Regions from separate parts of the Homo sapiens genome. Here region 2 is linked to region 1. The links are chromatin contacts, found by Hi-C or POLR2A ChIA-PET in ENCODE. All regions are on one chromosome and are shown on one strand. Each heading gives the region's core, a stretch centred on a gene start or an enhancer-like site at or near the end of the contact. The rest is flanking DNA. Distances are from core to core; before and after follow the strand shown. Region 1 holds the start of CIAO2B (cytosolic iron-sulfur assembly component 2B). Region 2 overlaps LOC124903714 (a long non-coding RNA gene).

Region 1 (6,065 bases), core at 2,434-4,933:
GCTGGGCGTGGTGTTCACACCTGTAATCCCAGCAGGTTGTGGGGCTTGAGCCTGGGAGTTTAAGACCAGCTTAGGCAACATAGGGAGACCCAGTCTCTACAAAAAATTAAAAAATTAGCCTGGCATGGTAGCACACGCCTGTAGTCCCAGCTACTCGGGAGACTGAGGCAAGAGGATCACTTGGGCTTAGGAGGTTGAGGCTACAGTGAGCTCTGATCACATCACTGCACTCCAGCCTGGGTGACAGAGCAATACACTACCTCTTAACAAAATGTTTTTTTGAATTAAAAAAACTGAAAAACAGCTAGGTGTGATACTCAAGCCTGTAATCCCAGTGCTTTGGCGGACCAGGTGAGAGAACTGCTTGAGGACAAGAATTTGAGACCAGGCTGGGCAACACGGCAAGGCCTCATCTCTACCCCCAAAAATAAAAAATAAAAATAAATAAATAAATAAATAAATAAATATTCTTTTGATTGGGCTGGTTGGGGTGGCTCATACCTGTAATCCCAACATTTTGGGAGGATGAGGCAGGAAGATCACTTAAGCCCAGGAGCTAGAGTCCGGCCTGGGCAACCTAGGAGACCCTGTCTCTACAAGAAAATTAAAAATTAGCCAGGCACGGTGGTGCATGCCTGTAGTCCCAACTATTCGGGAGGCTGAAGTGGGAGGATCGCTTGAGCCCAGGAGGTCAAGGCTGCAGAAAGGTATAATTGTGCCACTGTATTCCAGCCTGGGCAACAGAGCAAGACTGTGTCCCCTCAAAGAAAAAAAAATTTGGCCAGGAATGGTGGTGTATGCCTGTAATCCAAGCTACTTGGGAGGCCAAGGCTGGAGGATTGCTTGAACCCAGGAGTTGGAGGCTGCAGTGAGCTACAATCTTGCCACTGCACCTGGGCCTGGGCAACAGGGTAAGACCTTGTCTCAAAAACAAAACAAAAACAACTATGATGACACATTAGGGAAATCCAGATATGCCTGGGTATTAGATGGTGTTGAGGAACTGTTCATTTTCTGATCAGATAAAAGTATTGTGGCTATACAGGCTTATATTGACTATAGGAGCTGCAGTACTTCAAAGTGAAGAGTCAAGTCTCTGCAGCTTACTTACTGATATTTATATATGCACACATAAATATGGCCAGTGTTGCAATATGTCAACAACTGTTGACTCTACTGGTGGTGGTGAGCATACAGGCACATTCGTACACTACTCTTTCCATTTTGATTTTATTTTACGAAAAGTTGCAAGTACACCACCCTTTAGAGGCACTTACTACCACCATCCCCCCCTCAAACTCCAAATGACTCCACCAAGATGAAAGACACCAAGGCATGCTGGGAACTGAATATAAATTAACTTTATTACAAAAAGCAAAATGTTAGTTTCTCATTGTGAGTGATTCAAGAAAACAACGGTAACAGCCCTGGCAGGAGCTGGGACCAGGATACCAGTATGCAGGCTGAGGGGTCAAAGGCCAGGCTCAGGAGCGGGCTGACAGGCACTGATTCACAACCTCCAAGAGGTGGGTGTTCTCCAGGGCAGCTGCCACCCGCTCCTTATCTGCAAGTTGCTTGTTCACTAGGTGGGAAGAAGGGTGTGGGGAAGGCAGAGTCAAAGCTAGGCTCTGGCCAGAGTGCTAGCCAGCCCTACCTCTGAACCTCTATATAGGATATGTCCCCCGCAGCAACAGAGCCCTCCTGTCACCTCCTTCCCAGGACCCCACATATTGATCAGGCTACTTCAACCACCTGAGCCCACCTAATCTGCCTTCTTAGGATCCCTCCCCCTGGCTGCCTCCTGCGCTGCTGAAGCCTGACACACTCTGGTCCTGTATATTTGGTGAGAGGGGATTTGGGAGAAGAGGACATGGTAAGCAAAGGAGAGTCTTCTCAGGCCAGCTTCGGTCTAGGCTATAACCCATACTGAGGAGTCTCTGGCAATTTCACTCACACAGTTACCCATCTCCAGTCTTGCCCATAGACTCCTGTGCAAGGGGGAAGCCTCAGACTGCTTAGGGGGTGCCCGGGCCAACACCCTCACCACCAGTCCACACTTACCTGCATGCTCTGAGGCATGGGTCCCCGGAGTAATGTGCACGTCCATCTGGGAGGGAGATAACCAGGGCCTGAACACCCACCCACCGACCCACACTTTTCCCTGCAGCCCCCAGACCCTCAGGCACCATCTCCAGCTGATCCTTCCTCCTAATCATGCCTTTGGACTCTGGCCCTTCCGTTACACCCCAAACCCATCCACAGGTATTCCAATTCTTTTTTTTTTTCCAAGACTGAGTCTTGCTCTGTTGCCCAGGCTGGAGTGCAGCAGCGCAATCTCGGCTCACTGCAACCTCTGTCTCCCAGGTTCAATTTGATTCTCCTTCCTCAGCCACCCGTGTAGCTGGGACCACAGGCACACACCACCACGCCCCACTAATTTTTGTATTTTTAGTAGAGATGAGATTTCACCATGTTGGCCAGGCTGGTCTCCAACTCCTAACCTCAGATGATCCACCCGCCTCAGCCTCCCAAAGTGCTGGGATTACAGGCGTGAGCCACCGCGCCCGGCCCTAGCTATTCCAATTCTATCCAAAGAACTGGCCCACTACTGTTGATTTAAAGGCCTGCCTGTGCCCCACCCCTGGTCCAAACCCATCTGCCGCTCCCTACTGCCCTTCCTGCCACACTCTTCAATACTTTTCTCCACTTTCCAGCTCAGATCTTTATTCTTGTCACATCGACTTGGAAAGCTTCCTCCCAGTTTCCTCTCTGCTAATGGGGATCCTTCCAGGCCCCACTCTGATGTCCTATCCATGTTCATGCTCTCCCAGTCCCCATCCTCAGCAGTAGACCCTCAATGCCTGGTCTCACTCCCGGGGCTCAGCTCCAACTGACCTTGAAACGCTGAGGAAGGGAGCGCAGAAGCTTGACCTTGATGGACAGACCAATAAGGGTGGCCATGCTGCAGTGCGGAATGGTTGGTGTGAAAGCCACAGCCACTGTACTCTCGGGGTCGCTAACCTGGTTGTGGAGGAGAGATGTCAAGAGTCAACCACCCTCAGCCCAAGGTCCCTCTTCTTAGTTTGTTGTTTTGGGCAAATCATCCAACTTCTATGGGCCTCAGTTTCAACACCCATAAAATAGGCACAACAATCTCCCTCCCCAAAGATACCCTTCGGTGTTCGTGAGCATAGAGCACGCCAGCTCCTGCTGCACAGAAACCTTTCTGACTCTCTGGAACAACTCGCTCCCCTCGGAAGTGACTCACCTGAACCCGCACCTGCTCTACTACGTTCAACTCCTCTAGCGTCAGTGGATGCTCCGGGTCATTGATGGAGCGAATCAGATGTGGGAAGTGAAGGAAAAGGGACTCTGCGCCCTTGCCCACTTAGAACCCTCTGCCAGGAACGCCCTGCTGGGATGCGGCTCCACCAGCTGCTCGATATCACTGCTCCCCCCACCGCAAGCCCCCGGAACCCGCCCGCGCCCAGCAGCGGCGGATATCGAAGATCTCGCGTGCGTCGATGCTGTCGGGAACCTGCTCGTCCTCCTCGCCTGCCGTCACAGGCCGCTCCCCAGAGCGCTGGTAGATGAGGGGGTTGGCATTCTCCAGGAGGCCGCCGCCGACCCCGCCGCCGCCTACCATCGCGGAACCACCACCGCTGATCCTAGCAGGCGTGCGCTTCCGCTCCAACCCGCGCACTTCCGGAGAACGGGAAGGGGGCGTGGCGTGGCGACGGAGTCGCGCGAGGGACACGCCGCGTTGTGGGTTCTCGGCCTGAGGTGCGAGAGAAGCGGTGACCGCGGCCCTGGCTGCTCGGACCCGGGAACATGATGGTCGCTGGAGCAGAAGGCGCTGAGAAGGGACCACGGCGGCGCTGGGTCGTGCGAGCCAGTAGCGGGCTGAAACGTAGAGGCCAGAACCAGGTCTCAGGGGGCACTAAAGGCGGTCGGAGGTAATCCCCACACCGCTTCCTCCTGGAAGTCAGGCTGGCCGGGAGCTCCCGTATCCAGGACGGTTGGTCGCCTCTGGCCTGGCAGGGATCCTAGTGTCTCGGGACCTCCCGGTGACGCGCCTGCCTCCCCTGCTGCACCATAGGCCCGGGAGTACGGCGTCCCCACAGCTTGGACCGGCAGGGGCTCGTGAAATGTTTGTCAAGTGGATAAATGACCATGGCCGTGGTCTCCGCGGGAGGTGAGGAAACTGAAAGCCACCGAGGAAAAGGGGGGCGCTCCTTAAGAAGTGCCGCGGTCACGTGTACGTTTCAAAAGAATGGCGTGACTGAGTAGGGAGGGGACCGCGGAGACCCTCAGACCCTGGACTGTAAGGAGATGAGGGGCCGTGAAGGGGAACCCAGGAAACTGAGTCCTGAAAGCAAGGAGGAACTTCCAGAATGAAGGGCGCCGACACTCCTTCCTGCCTTTGCTCAAGCGGTTCCTTCACCCCGATCAAGTTCCTTCCCATTTCTCCATCTGGGGGATCCTGAACGTGCACATCCTCAGAGAAGCCCTCCTGGGGTCTCCAATTCTAGTTTATTGCCCCCTCCTATCGATCCCCCAGCGCGCTCATCGGGCCTGTGGACAAGGACAGGTTTGAAGAGAGGATTCCCTGGATCGCGGAAGGGCTGCAGGAATGGCACAGCCCCTTCCGAGGATGCCAAAGGAGCCCGGGCAAAGGAAAGTGGCCGTGCCCGGGCCTGCCTACCACTAGATCCCCACCCACCTATGACTGCTCAGTCCCGCTCTCCTACCACACCCACCTTTCCCGGCCCAAGCCAGCGCACCCCGCTGACTCCCTGCCCAGTCCAAACTCCAAGGCTGGGCAAGGCACTGATCCACTGCTGGACAGACCCGGGGCAGCCTCTGGGTGAACAGCAGCGTGTCCGCCGGCAGCGAACCGAGACCAGCGAGCCGACCATGCGGCTGCACAGACTTCGTGCGCGGCTGAGCGCGGTGGCCTGTGGGCTTCTGCTGCTTCTTGTCCGGGGCCAGGGTGAGGCTCCCTCGGAGGGGCGACAGGGACCGGGCTCAGATCTGCCAAATGCTGCGGAGGCAGAACCTGACAGTGCGGGAGGGCAGGCGCCTGGGAGGTAGGAGCTGGTGGAGATGACAGCGTGGAACTCGTGAGCCCCACGCAACGCCTCCCCGCCGCCCAAGGTGGGCTCCTAGAAGCACAGAAAGGGTCGGGCTGGGGGACACCACGGCAAGGAACCAGCGGAGTACAGGGGCCCCAGGAGCGCCGGGACATGCCAGGCCGGGTAGGCAGCCTGGGGTCGGAGTGGGTGAGGGATTGGGGTGTGGGGATTCAGTCCATTTCCCTCTTATGATTGTGGCTGTAGCGGGTGCTGCCGGCCGGTAATAACAGTAATAGCTTCTGGCAGCATCTGGCTCTCAGTGTGTGGCGTCCTTGGCCAGGGGGGATGCCCTGAGCCCTCCAAAGGGGCCTCAGACAAGGATAGTGGTCCTTGGGGAACAGAAGCCCCCAGGCGCCAAATCCTAAAGCAGATCTAAGAGGCCACAGTGGCTGGGTGCGATTGGCTCACTCCTTTAATCCCACCACTTTAGAAGGCCAAGGGAGAGTATCGCTTGTGCCCAGGAGTTGGAGGCCAGCCTGGACAACATAGTGAGACTCGGAGTGTACAAAAAATTGAAAGAAATTAGTGGGCTGTGGTGGTCTGTGACCTGTAGTCCCAGCTACTTGGGAGGCTGAGGTGGGAGATCACTTTAGTAGGGGAGGTTGAGGCTGCAGTGAGCCTTCATCCCACTACTGCACTCCAGCCTGGGTGAAAAAGCAAAAATCTGTCTCCAGAAACAAGAACCAAAGAGCTCGTGGTGTCCCTCATGCCATTTACCTCATCCTGGGCAAGGGCACAACTTGGCTTCCAGGGCAAAGGTGAAGGCTCTGTGTGCCTGCCAGGCTTCTCCAGGCCCTTATCAGAAGCTGGGGGAGTGTTTCGGCCTTTGGTCCTCTCACCCGAAACTCTCCTAAGTGTATGATCTGTCTCTTCCAACCCTTCCCCAATTTAATTTGCGCAGGTGGAGTCCATACTCCCCCCGCCCCATGG
Region 2 (6,065 bases), core at 1,472-3,971, 4.9 Mb after region 1:
TGCCTGCCAGGTTCAAGAGATTGTCATGCCTCAGCCTCTCGAGTAGCTGGGATTACAGGTGCCTGCCACCACACTCAGCTAATTTGTGTATTTTTAGTAGAGATGGGGTTTCACCATGTTGGCCAGGCTGGTCTGGAACTCCTGACCTCAGGTGATCTGCCCACCTTCACCTCCTAAAGTGCTGGTATTACCGTGCCTGGCCAATTTTTGTTTTTAAAACAACAATATCCTGAAAGTGTTAAACAAACTTAGTAAGAGATAATAACTAGGAAAAAAATTTTGGTTTTTTTTTTTTTGAGACAAGGTGTTGCTCTGTTGCCCAGGCTGGGGTGCAGTGGCACAATCACAGCTCACTGCAGCCTCGACTTCCCGAGCTCAAGTGATCCTCCCACCTCAGCCGGGACTACAGGTGCATACCACCATACCCAGCTAATTTTTTTTTTTTTTTTGTAGAGACGGGGTTTTGCTATGTTAGCCAAGCTGGTCTGGAATTCTTGGGCTCAAGTGATCCTCCCACCTCACCCTCCCCAAGTGCTGGAATTACAGGCATGAGCCACTGTGCTTGGCCAAAGATTATTATTTTTATGGTTTTGTTTACTACCGAGGACTGCTTCAATTTAACAATGAATAGGCCGGGCACGGTGGCTCACACCTGTAATCCCAACATGATTACTTTGGGAGGCTGAGGCAGGCAGATCACCTGAGGTCAGGAGTTCAAAACCAGCCTTCCCAACATGGCAAAACCCCATCTCTACTAAAAATACAAAAATTAGCCAGGCATGGTGGCGTACACCTGTAATCCCAGCTACTCGGGAGGCTGAGGCAGGAAAATCACTTGAAAATCACAGAAGTCGCAGTTAGCCAAGATCGCGCCACTGCACTCCAGCCTGGGCGATAGAGCAAGACTCCATCTCGAAAATAAATAAGTAAATAATAATAATAACAACAATTTAACAAAGAACAACAACAAAAAATAAAACTGAAGAAACATTGGCTAGCAGACAGACCACTTAGATGCCAGTCTTGGCTAGGTTTAATTCATTTTTTGCCCAGAGCAAGGTGTTAAACATCTCTGAGCCTGTTTACTCAGCTTTCCAATATTTATTTGTCTTGCCTGTTCCAAAATGGATTTAGAGTGGCTTGTTATGCAAAAGGGATCAGCTACATGAAAGCACTTTGAAAAGCCTGAAGCATCATAAGAATGTAAATACTGAAATTTTTGTGCCGCCTCATCATTCAACTAAAGCATTTACTGACTGCCCTTTATAAGTAACAGTAGTACAGTGTGTCTTACATTTACAAAAGTATTTTCAGGCTGGGCGCAGTGGCTCATGCCTGTAATCCCAGCACTTTGGGAGGCCAAGGTGGGTGGATCACTTGAGGTCAGGAGTTCGAGACCAGCCTGGCCAACATGGTGAAACCTTGTCTCTACTAAAAACACAAAAATTAGCCGGGCATGGTGGCACGCACCAGTAATCCCAGCTACTCAGGAGGCTGAGGCAGGAGAATTGCTTGAACCCATGAGACAGAGGTTGCAGTGAGCCAAGATCGCGCCACTGCATTCCATCCTAGGTGACAAAGTGAGATGCTGTCTCAAAAAAAAAAAAATTAATTAGTTGGACATCATGGCATGTGCCTGTAGTCCCAGCTACTCAGAAGGCTAAGGCAGGATTTTTTGACACCAGAAAGGTAAGGCTGCAGTGAGCAATGATTGCACCACTGCACTCCAGTCTGAGTGGCAGAATAGGACTCTGTCTCAAAAAATATATTAAAAAAAGAAAGAGTGAGAGAGAGAGAGAAACAAAAGGAGGAGGGGAGGGGAGGAGAGGCTCAGAGAGATTAAATGATCGGTCACACTTTCATACAGTAGAGGCCAGACTCAAATGTAGTCCTTCCATCTCTGGATTTGTCTTCTAGCCCATATAGTAATCATTCAAACAGGCTACCTGATTATTTCCCCTATGCCACACTGTCCTGGGTGCACCAGAATCTGTAATAGACATAACAAAAGAGACTGCCCCTATCCTTCAGATAATTACAATCTCATTGAGGAAAACGAGATTTTTTAAAAATCCAAAAATATAAAATAAGCCAGTGATATCATTCAGCAGATAAGTCCTAGTTCAGAAAGAGAAGAAAACGGAGAGGTCGCTGAAGTTCTAGTTCAGAAGGAGCAGAAGAAGGAGAGGTTGCTGGGAGCTAGAGCAGTGAAAGATGGCTTTTGGAATACATAGTATCTGGTGGAATCTGGGGTACTAGAGGGGAACTGTCTTGTTTGGGCTTAGGATGCAGTGAGTTTCTTTCTTTCTTTTTTTTTTTTTTTTTTTTTGGAGACAAAAAAAAAAGGGTCTCGCTATGTTGCCCAGGCTGGAGTGCAGTGACACAATCTCGGCTGACTGCAACCTCCACCTCCTGGATTCAAGTGATTCTCCTGCCTCAGCCTCCTGAGTAGCTAGGACTACAGGGGTATGCCACTGCACCCAGCTAATTTTTGTATTTTTAGTAGAGATGGGGTTTCATCATGTTGGCCAGGCTGGTCTCGAACTCCTGACCTCGTGATCCTCCCACCTCAGCCTCCCAAAGTGCTAGGATTACAGACTTGAGCCACCTCATCCGGCACAGTGAGTTTCTTAAATGATTCGGTCAGTATCAGCAGCTGAAGCCCATGTGACCTTTAGAGCAGATGGGGAAAGCTCTCTCTGAAGAAATGCAGTTAGCATCTTTCACAAAGAACCCTTCCTGCCTCTCCACGTGCCAGAGATCTCAGCCGAGAAAGGAGAGTGAAGAGGGGCACAGCCGTGTAAGAAATACAATGACGTGAGTCAAAGAGGCGGCTCCACTGGCCTGTTTTGTTATCCTTTGAGTCACACGAATCTATAAATAAGACTGAAAGACAGAGAGAAATTAGTCTGTCTGCTGTTTCTGTAATGTTTTCACAAAAAGCATTTTCACAATTCTTTTAAAGCACAGTCCCTAATCACGATGTATGCTGGCCTGAGACAAGAGTTTAGGAATTCATCTTTAACTTATGACAAAAGCCAGAAAGGATGTAAAAATTAAAATTCCAACAGCCAACTCCATACACTCTTTGACCTCTTACCAAGAGCATTAGGAATTCTGCTATATGTAGAAGAGTAAAGACCAAAGCCCGGAGGACATTAGCTTCTGCCAACCTTCTTCTTTGTTTCAGAATTTTTTTTTTTTAAAGAGGCAGCCCTAGGCCGGGCGCGGTGGCTCGTGTCTGTAATCCAGCACTTTGGGAAGCCAAGGCAGGTGGATCACCTGAGGTCAGGAGTTCAAGACCAGCCTGGCCCACATGGCGAAACCCTGTCTCTTCTAAAAATACAAAAATTAGCCAGGCGTGGTTGCAGGCACCGGTAATCCCAGCTACTTGGGAGGCTGAGCCAGGATAATCACCTGAAACCGGGAGGTGGAGGTTGCAGTGAGCCGAGACTGTACCACTGCACTCCAGCCTGGGCAATAGAGTGAGACTCCATCTCAAAAAAAAAAAAAAAAAAAAAAAGAGGCAGCCCAAAGTGCCACCTGAGATGCTTTATGTTACAATATTTTCTTTTTCTTAGAGTAGTTTTTCTTGACTTGTAAATTATTCTGTATTATTTTGGCACTTTTGGAGGGAAAAACTTTACCAGGTATGAGACTGCAATCAACTTAAATTCCAAATTGAGGAAATGGTGCCATTCTCCTGTTAGGAATGACAAAATTAAGGTCACTAGAAGAGAATGCACCATCTAGAAACAAAGCAGGATTTCTGACCCATTGTTTTCTACTCAAGTAATTTTATTTCCTTAATATGGACACCATTAAGCCAGGAGCAGTGGCTCATACATGTAGTACCAGCTACTCAGGAGGATGAGGCAGGAAAAACCCTTGAGCCCAGGAGTTTGAGACCAGCTAGGACAGCATAGTGAAACCTCATCTCGAAAATATGTATAAATGTGGGCACCGTCATTTGTCTAGAAAAATCTATAGTAAATTGTTTTGTTTTCCTTTCATTGCAAAGTCTCATACTTGTTCTTCCAAAATCAGTTCTATGAGTTGCTTTAAAATTAGCCTGGGACGTCCAAGAAGTGTTAAGACATCTGCAGTAACTGGGGCAGCCAGTCCCTGGAGGCCAACTCAGGGAACAACAAACTCCTTCGCCAAGCCGTCCACACATGCCAGCTGATGGTCTAGGACCCAAGTATGTGCCAAGAGTGAGGTGTCTTACTTCTAAGGAGAGGCAAGCAGTTTGCTATGCAAGCGGGTCGCTGGCCCTGGACCTAAAGATCTTCTCTCTAACTCCATATTCTTTAAATAAACTTGTCTTTTATGAGGAGTGGAAAATCTTAGAATGAAGCATTCAAAATGAAACTGATTTTTTTTTTTTTTTTTTTTTTTTTTTGAGATGGAGTCTCGCTCTGGCACACAGGCTGGAGTGCAGTGTTGCAATCTCGGCTCACTGCAACCTCTGCCTCCCGGGTTCAAGCTATTCTCCTGTCTCAGCCTCCTGAGTAGCTGGGATTACAGGCGCGTGCCACCACGCCTGGCTAATTTTTTTGTATTTTTAGTAGAGACAGGGTTTCACCATGTTGGTCAGGCTGGTCTCCAACTCCTGTCCTCCTGATCCGCCCGCCATGGCCTCCCAAAATGCTGGGATTACAGGCGTGAGCCACCGCGCCCGGCCCCAAACCGGGTTTTTAAAGAGTCATTGGTTTATAGGTATCACCTTCTCATATGCAAAAGGAGGAATGTAAACTCCCCCGGATATGTAAAAGAGAATTCTGAACCAAAAATTTTGCATAACCAATAATTACATCTAAAAATTAATTTGGCTTTTGGGTATGAGCCTAAAACGAAACTTAAAAATAAAGTATATTGAAAAGAAAAATGGGGCCGGGCGCGGTGGCTCATACCCCTAATCCCAGCACTTTGGGAGGCCAAGGCGGGTGGATCACAAGGTCAGGAGATCAACACCATCCTGGCTAACACGGTGAAACCCCGTCTCCACTAAAAATGCAAAAAAAAAATTAGCCGGGCGTGGTGGCGGGTGCCTGTAGTCCCAGCTACTCGGGAGGCTGAGGCAGGAGAATGGTGTGAACCCGGGAGGCGGAACTTGCAGTGAGCGGAGATCGCGCACCATTGCACTCCAGCCTGGGGTACAGAGGGAGACTCCGTCTCAAAAAAAAAAAGAAAAAGAAAAAGGAAAAATGGGCCAGGTGTGGTGGCTCATGCCAATAATCCTAACACTTCGGGAGGCTGAGGTGGGAGGATTGCTTGAGTCCAGGAGTTCAAGACCAGCCTGGGCAACATGGCGAAACCCTGTCTCTACAAAAAATACTAAAGAAGCCAGGCGTGGTGGCTTATGCCTGTAATCCCAGCACTTTGGGAGGCTGAGGTGGGCAGATCACCTGAGGTCAGGAGTTCGAGACCAGCCTGGCCAACATGGTGAAACCCTGTCTCTACTAAAAATACAAAAATTAGCCAGGCGTGGTGGTGCATGCCTGTAATCCCAGTTACTCGGGAGGCTGAGGCAGGAGAATCGGTTGAACTCGGGAGGCAGAGGCTGCAGTGAGCAGAGATCGTGCCATTACACTCCAGCCTGGGCAACAAGAGTGAAACTCCGTCTCAAAAAAAAAAAAAAAAAAGTCCAGATGCAGTGGCTCACGCCTGTAATCCATCACTTTGGGAGGCTGAGGAGGGCAGATCACGAGGTCAGAAGATTGAGACCATCCTGGCTAACACGGTGAAACCCCGTCTCTACTAAAAATACAAAAAATTAGCCAGGCGTGTTGGCATGCACCTGTAGTCCCAGCTACTTGGGAGGCTGAGGCAGGAGAATCTCCTGAATCTGGGAGTCAGAAGTTGCAGTGAGCCGAGATAGTGCCACTGCACTCCAGCCTGGGCGACAGAGCGAGATTCCATCTCGAAAGGAAGAAAGAAAGACAGAGAGAGAGAGAGAGAGAGAGAGAGAGAGAGAGAGAGAGGAAGGAAGGAAAGAAGGAAGGAAGGGAGGGAGGGAGGAAATTAACCAGGTGTGTTGATGCCTGCCTGTAGTCCCAGCTACT

Evidence for each region. A loop is a pair of places that touch in the nucleus more often than their neighbours do. ChIA-PET counts read pairs that join two places held with the same protein, here RNA polymerase II (POLR2A). Pooled maps may share reads with other maps.
Region 2: a loop to region 1 is called in a pooled map, with 4 times the contacts of the local background. The contact joins the enhancer-like site here to the promoter of CIAO2B in region 1. A Hi-C loop is called at or near these places in 2 of 50 pooled maps. POLR2A ChIA-PET finds 5 or more read pairs at or near these places in 2 of 52 experiments (K562 and activated T-cell).

What each region holds. Positions count from the first base shown.
Region 1 is chr16:66,930,719-66,936,783 of GRCh38, forward strand. It overlaps CIAO2B (cytosolic iron-sulfur assembly component 2B), which reads right to left and starts at 3,684. Exons shown (of 5, transcript NM_016062.4): 1 at 3,505-3,684; 2 at 3,269-3,348; 3 at 2,896-3,021; 4 at 2,062-2,107; 5 at 1,347-1,582. The coding sequence starts at 3,646. The coding sequence ends at 1,485. CES2 (carboxylesterase 2) reads left to right here and starts at 4,798. Exons shown (of 12, transcript NM_001365405.1): 1 at 4,798-4,993. The coding sequence starts at 4,918. RefSeq lists enhancers at 3,290-3,339, 3,370-3,569, 4,408-5,020.
Region 2 is chr16:71,814,015-71,820,079 of GRCh38, forward strand. LOC124903714 (a long non-coding RNA gene) reads left to right here. Exons shown (of 2, transcript XR_007065110.1): 2 at 4,048-4,344. Among named protein-coding and RNA genes, the nearest start is that of AP1G1, 8.2 kb to the left of the region's middle. RefSeq lists an enhancer at 4,284-4,333. Within about 2 kb of position 2,722, at least 23 of the 41 ENCODE cell types and tissues checked have a DNase peak (open chromatin) inside an H3K27ac peak, as active enhancers do.